Regions from separate parts of the Homo sapiens genome. Here region 2 is linked to region 1. The links are chromatin contacts, found by Hi-C in ENCODE. All regions are on one chromosome and are shown on one strand. Each heading gives the region's core, a stretch centred on a gene start or an enhancer-like site at or near the end of the contact. The rest is flanking DNA. Distances are from core to core; before and after follow the strand shown.

Evidence for each region. A loop is a pair of places that touch in the nucleus more often than their neighbours do. Pooled maps may share reads with other maps.
Region 2: a loop to region 1 is called in a map of adrenal gland, with 4 times the contacts of the local background. The contact joins two enhancer-like sites. A Hi-C loop is called at or near these places in 8 of 168 maps with a recorded cell type or tissue (adrenal gland, dorsolateral prefrontal cortex, heart right ventricle and 3 more) and 6 of 50 pooled maps.

The regions. Positions count from the first base shown.
Region 1 is chr4:48,666,690-48,670,446 of GRCh38, reverse strand. The region is part of intron 3 of FRYL (FRY like transcription coactivator); the gene reads left to right. Among named protein-coding and RNA genes, the nearest start is that of FRYL, 110 kb to the left of the region's middle. Within about 2 kb of position 1,951, at least 3 of the 41 ENCODE cell types and tissues checked have a DNase peak (open chromatin) inside an H3K27ac peak, as active enhancers do.
Region 2 is chr4:48,576,610-48,580,366 of GRCh38, reverse strand. It overlaps FRYL (FRY like transcription coactivator), which reads left to right. Exons shown (of 64, transcript NM_015030.2): 23 at 1,126-1,394. Among named protein-coding and RNA genes, the nearest start is that of ZAR1, 88 kb to the right of the region's middle. Within about 2 kb of position 1,791, at least 2 of the 41 ENCODE cell types and tissues checked have a DNase peak (open chromatin) inside an H3K27ac peak, as active enhancers do.

The DNA of each region.
Region 1 (3,757 bases), core at 702-3,201:
TATATATATATTTCGAGATGGAGTCTCACTCTGTCACCCAGGCTGGAGTGCAGTAGCACAATCTCGGCTCACTGCAGCCTCCTCCTCTCGGGTTCAAGCAGTCTTCCTGCCTCAGCCTTCCAAGTAGCTGGGATTACAGGTGTGTGCCACCATGCCCAGCTAATTTTTGTATTTTTAGTAGAGATGGGTTTCACCATGTTGGCCAGACTGATCTCAAACTCCTGACCTCAAGTGATCCACCCACCTCAGCCTTCCAAAGTGCTGGGATTACAGGCATGAGCCACTGCACCAGCCTATAGTAAAAAATAATTTAATTGTACATTAAAAAAACTAAAAAGGTATAATTGGATTGTCTGGAATGCAAAGGATAAATGCTTGAGGTGATGGGTACTCCATTTACCCTGTGATTGTTACACATTGCATGCTTGTATGAACATGTCTCATGCACCCCATGTGTATATACACCTACTATCTATTCATAAAAATTAAAAGTAAAAAATGATTTTAAAAAATGTAAAAAAAAAATTGACAGTAAAAAAATTATTTTAAAAGCTGTCTTTTTAGACTGCCTCCCAAAGTTACACGGATGTATATTATTAAAAATTGGGACAGTTAAGTATGGTTAAATTTAGGGTCAGGATCTTTATTTCCTTGGCTTTTAGAATTTGCAGGAAACTTAATTGAAGTAAACATACATCTGTCTCCTCCATCTTTTAAAAATGTTTATGTATTAAATATATGTTTAATAATAATATAAGGGATATATAAAGAGGATATACATAATTAATGAGATATATAATTTTTATTTAATAAAATTTTTATGTAATAAAAATTATATATATCCCTTTAATATAATTTTACATATATATCCTTTATATATATATACCCTTATAATATTATTATAAATTATAATGCAAATTATACTAGTCACAAGACTGGTGTATATCCAGTATGTACTGGTATGGTGACACTGGTTGTTAAAATATTACCATTTGTCATATCAGTTGATATTTAGCCACTACTAAATCTCCTCCCCCAATTGCTCGTGATGCTCAAATACCCCTGCCCTCATCCCAGGACCACCATATGTTTCATAAACTAAAGGGTGAGGCACACCGTAGGGCTCCCAGAACTCAGCTCCACTCTGAGGCTGCACCTGCTCTAATTGTTCAGTTGCTGCACCTTCCTGGTGGATGACTGTTTTGATGATCACAGCTGCTTATTCCTCACTTAAGAAGCAAAAGGAAAGCAGTATTGAATCTAAGGTAAAATAATTGAAACAAAGGAGATAAGAAAAATGTATTGATAAGTAAATGTATCGCTAAATAAATAGCAAGTAAAACATACTAAAATAATAAAGGTGTAAAAAGATGAATAAGACAATAAAATGTCTATCTCAAAATATTGAAAAAATAAAGATACGGTTTTAAAAAGAAGAGTAGAATAGGTTAAGAAGAATAAAGCTAAGTTGAAGTTTAAAATGTAACTAAAGGAATATTCTGTAAAGGTTAAACAAAAATCAAATGCTATAAAGGGAATTCAGGAAGCAATATTCAGTCCAAGGGTTAACCCCACCCAGATACAAGTTGTGGCCTTTGGGTTGAGGCAGCTATAGTTAATAAGCCTCCAATTCTGGTGACTTCCTGAAACTGGAATCTACAAGGGGAGTGGAAATCTCTTGTATGACTATCGTTGGGGTTAATAAGTTTTCCTCACCGCCTAGCCTCAGTTATTATTCTATTTAACATGAAAGTATTGTTTCTTTTTACCAGATAGTGGGTTGAGGACTGAGTTGGTCTGACTTTTGTGGGTACCCCAGAGCTTAGCCCAGTGGCAAGCACTTCTTAAGCAGTTAGTAAACCTTTGTTAAATAAATGTTAAGAGTCCTCTAGCTTTCATGTACCAGAGCAAGTTTTTACTTGTTAACAAGAAGTGCTGTCAGTTGCCATATTTAGCTCACTGACTTGTCCTTCAAAACCATCTAGCACATTGCTCAGTAGGCAATGGTTCCCTAGGCAAAACCAGTCTTAGTTTCTTTCTTTCTTTTTTTTTTTTTTTTTAATTTTTTGAGATGGAGTGTTGCTCTGTCACCTAGGCTGGAGTGCAGTGATGCGATCTCCAGCCTTAGTTTCAAAATGGAAAGAGAAAAACAAAAAAACCACCTCAAATTAAGCAAACGATGATCAATCTAGAACAGCAGTTAGTAAACCTTTTCTGTAAAGGGCCAGATAGTAAATATTTTAGGCTTTGCAGGCCACAGGTCTTTGTCGCAGGTACTTAGCTCTGGCTTTGTAGAGCCAAAGTGGTTCTAGATGATATGCGAGTGAATGTGTGTGGCTGCATTTTACTACAACTTTATTTAAAAAAACAGCTGTTGGGCCAGATTTGGCCTTGGGGGTCAGTTTTCCAACCCCTAAGCTAGACCACAGAAAAGAATATTGGTAACATCAGAGAGCTACATACAAGTAACTTACCTGGGAAATAGAGAATGGAGGCTTTGGCCGGACGCTGTGGCTCTCGCCTGTAATCACAGCACTTTGGGAAGCCAGGGTGGGTGGATCACCTGAGGCCAGGAGTTTGAGACCAGCATGGCCAACATGGTGAAATCCTGTCTCTACTAAAAATATAAAAATTAGCCAGCTGTAGTGGTGTGCACCTGTAATCCCAGGTACTGGGGAGGCTGAGGCAAGAGAATTGCTTGAACCTGGGAGGCGGAGGTTACAGTGAACTGAGATCGCACCACTGCACTCCAGTCTGGGAGACAGAGCAAGATCCTGTCTCCAAAAAAAAAGAATGGAAGCTTTGAAGAAAGGGTCCAATATTATACTTAGTTCTATTTTCTGTAACCCTTGGAATAGTGTTTTATCTGTAGCAGGTGTTCAGTAAATATTTATTAATTTGATTTGAGATCCTACTATATTGCTTATCTTCCTTGGTCTTCAGTTGTCTCATGGAATTTAAGAGATTATGATAAATGATTGCTAAAATCTCTCCAGTTCAAAAAAAAAAAAGCGAGGGGGTGGGGTTCTGTGATTCTGTGTGACTGTTTTTGGAAGGCCGGATGTTTTATTTTTTAGAGATAACAATTGTTGGCTTAACACATTTCCTGTATGTGCCCAGTATCCTGATTTGCAGTTCTGAAGTGGTTGCTTTTATTAGTTATTTTGTTGTATGGACCTGTCTTCAATGACCTGTCCTCAGTGGAATGGATTGTCCACTAGGGTATACCTACATGCCTTCCACTCATCTCTCCCACCCCATCCTGCTACATATGGGGGTAGAATACATACTTTGTTTTATTTTAATAATAAAATTTATTAATCTGAGTCATTTTGTTTTGTTTTAAAAAAAATTAGCTGTAAAGGTAACCTAGACCATCTCAGATGATTCTTTGCAGAAAGATGGCAATCAGGATGAGGATTAGTCTATCTAGCAAAGCAAACATGCCATCACTGACTTATTTAAACTGTTAAACAATCCAAAATAATTTTAGTTATTACAAAGTAAATCATAGTAATCTTACCTAAATTCTTCTTATACTTAGTTCTTTTACTTAGACTTTTGATGGGTTTTTGTGTTTCTAAAGAGTGAGTTAAGATTAAATGGGCCGTTTGATGATCTCTTACACTGTCCTCAAGAGGAAGTATAAGCTGATGCACATTTCTAGTCAACTTGATGAAGAAACTTTAAAAAAAAACTATGAAACGTTCATTGTAATCAATACAGAAAATTTCTCTTTATTATTTCTTAGGCTTCC
Region 2 (3,757 bases), core at 542-3,041, 90 kb after region 1:
ACACTTTGTCCACAAACATATTACTAACAAAGTTTATGCAAACTTTCTTGCTTGGTCTTGGTTGGGTAAAAGGTCATATATTAAGATTCCAAAGTTGATGTAAGAATAGCTATAAAACCTTACTATTTAAAAATATTTCCTCCTATTTTAGAATACATGGTCAAGAGGTTAATGCATAACATTAAGAGCTTGCGGCATAACACCTGATTCTTATAATTCATGAGTTATATGTAGCCAAGGGAGGTAATAAGGTTTTATAAGCCTAAGAGATTATTAGAAATCTGTACAATTCCCCCCCGCCATGATGCTACCATGATGCTAAACTTTTTAAAAAACTAATTTTTAATTTTTATTTATTTTTAAATAGATACAATTGTACATATTTATGCGGTGCAATTTGATGTTTCCATACATGTCTATATTGTATAATGACCCAATCAGGGTAGTTAGTGTATCCATCATCTCATGTGTTTATCATTTATTTGTGGTAAGAACCTTTAAAAGCCTCTCTTCTAGTTATTTTATGAAAGGATCTATACAATTCAAAACATTTTGTTTTAGATATTAACCATAAATTATGAATTATTCCAAAAAGAGAGTAATGGATGACTTGTTTCTTGTGCCTAAAGCAGTGCTTAATATACTTTTCTTTGAACATAAATGTTTATCTCTTCAGTATAAGAGTTCAAATATTGAACAAGTATTTAAGAATATATACCTCTGGAGAAGAGCTCATTTTTGAGTCTGTTCCACACATACATAGATACAGGTCAACATGAAAGTTAATGGTTCACTCTTTAGTTCTCTGGCAGCTTTTGGTATACGATGAAATTTGGATATTTATTTAAGAATTACTTAAATAGTGGTCCTGAACTTCTTTGGTTTATAGTCCTCTTGAGAATAATGAAAACAGTGGAATCCCTCTCCAAAAAAAAGACATGTATGCACATACAGAAACTTTACATGCAGTTTCAGGAATTCTCTACTCCCTTCAACCTACCATGGACTTTATATTATCTTGTTTTAGAAACTACTAATACACCACTTTCAGTTTAAAGCAATTTATATGGTAAAATTTCAAAGTTATTGAAATGTGTAATAATCAATTTTTTCCTCTCCATATAGACTACTTTGCTCTATTGCCCTAGCTCGATAGATTTACAAACTTTAGCAGAATGGAACTCTTCTCCTATTAGCCACCAGTTTGATGTGATTAGTCCATCACATATATGGATATTTGCACATGTGACCCAAGGCCAAGACCCATGGATTATAAGTCTCTCCAGTTTTTTAAAGCAAGAAAATCTTCCTAAACACTGCTCTACAGCTGTGAGCTATGCTTGGATGTTTGCATACACAAGACTTCAGTTGTTGTCCCCTCAGGTCGATATAAAGTAAGTTATTTTCCTAGTGTAAATTTAAAAATGTATAGACTGTCAGCTTTCATATGTATTTATTTGAAAAATTCAAAAGTATTACAGATTGGAAGGCCCATAAATAATATGTGATACTGCATTGATGTCTTAAGGAGGGAGAAGAATGTTGTCAAGGACATAGTCTCATAACTTCTTCATCCTTTTCATGTAATACAGTCTCACCAAATTTTAATTATTAATTTACTTAATAACACTGTACTTGGTACATAGTTGTGTCCATCGAATCTGTGTTAAGGGAAAAAATTGGGAAAGAATCTAAGGATGAGTATGGATGTAGACACAGAAGTTTGTAGATAAAGGGTGAGAAGCAGAGCGAAACTCAGCTCAGTGGCCTTACTTTTCCCGATGACAGTGTAAGGAAGGCCACCTTCTGGTGGGGAGTGGTAATAACACACTGAGTAGGAGATTTGAGGATGTTGGTAAAGATTTGGAATAACTGATGATGAAATGGAGAGTTGACCAAGGTCATTATAAATTTCAGTTAGTTTTTGTTTTGTTTTGTTTTTTTGCTCTTAAATACAGAGGAGAATTTTTGAATCTGGGTTTGGGTTCCTGATTTCTCCTTACAGAGTACACCACTGATCACATTGAATGGAATGAGTCCTCTCAGCATATAACTTGCCCATGTAAACCCAGCATCTGGATTGACCTATCACTGGAGGCCTACATTAAAGGCTCTTCAAACCTGACTTCACTCTGTACCTTTTTTCTTACTTTCTATCAATACTTTCAAAGTTGGAACCAAATTATCCCCTCAGAGTTCATTAAGTGTGGTTGATAGTTTCCATTTTGTGAGCTTTTGTTCACATGAGCGTAGGATACCTTTTTTTTTTTAATTTTTGCATATCCGTATCTAATATAGTTCAAATTCAATCTTATTTTTTAAAATCTCTTAAACTTCCTACCCAGAGTAGTCCTTCTTACTTTTGGATTTGAATATATATATATGTATATATATTTCTACATATACATGCTAATTGTATATATATGTTCTCAGGTATTGTGTATTGGATTTCTTTTTTGTTTTGTGTTTTGTTTTTTGTTTTTTTTTTAAAGAGGCAGGGTCTCACTCTGTCACTTAGGCTGGAATGCAGAGGTGTAATCATAGCTCATTGCAATGTCGAACTTCTGGGCTCAAGCAGTCCTCCCACTTCAGCCTCCCAAAGTGCTGGGATTATAGCTATGAGCCACCACACCTGGTCTGGATGTTACTTTTTAAATAAAGATTGACATTTGCCACCTTGCATACCATTTATGACCTTAAGTAGCCTTCCCTAATTACCATATTTTAAATTATAACCCCATATCCTACCAGCATTCTTTATCTCCCTTTTCTGCTCTATTTTTCTTCATCAAACTTAGCACCATCTGACATTGTTTTATTTATTTCTTTATTGTATGTCTCCCATGGCCTGCATGAGGGCAGTGATTTTTTTGACAGTTTTTTTGACTGATACGTTACCAGTGCTTAGATCGTTTTCTAACATACTAGGACATTGTTCTATGATGCTCTTGCTGAATTAACAAAGTGATGTGTTTGCATTACTTACCTTAACATATTACAAAACTAGTTGAAGGCAAGGATTATATATTTGTATTTTTCCTCTTTCGTTTTGCTCTCAGTTCTTAATTCTAACATAATTTCGGTATTTGGAAAGATTTATGGAATTGTTTCAAAATATTTTATTGATGTAATCTTTCAAGACAGAAATTTGGCAGAAGCCTTGAAAATATGTATCTTCTTTGACTCTGTGATTTCATTTTCAAGAATTACCTAAGAAAATAATTAACCATATATTCAAATGTATAGTATTGTGTATAATAGGGAAAAATTGCTATTAGCTAAAATGTCAAACAACAAAACTTTGGTTATATAAAATATGATACTTTATATTGATATAGCATATAGTTAATCAAAATAATGTCACAGAAGTATATTAATTTACATAGAGAGGTGAAAAATACGTAAGTCTAAAAGGTAGATACAAAATAAAATAAACATTTAATTCGTATAAATTAAAAGAGATGTATTCATGCACTTATAGTTCATGTATATGAATTAAAGATATATAGAATATGCAGTGTTTATTTTCATGTGGGATTAAAGGTGATTTTGATTTTGTTTTCTTTCTACATTGAGTATGCATAGTAAGTTATAAAATATGGCCCAATAAAATATTAACTTTTATCACAGGAGTAATAATGTTAAAATGATCTGGTAACATATTTTAATTTTTAATCCATTACTTTATTCATTGATATCAGTCCACAAAAACAGTACTAGTAATAAAAACCTTATGCTAACCATCTCTCTAATTAGC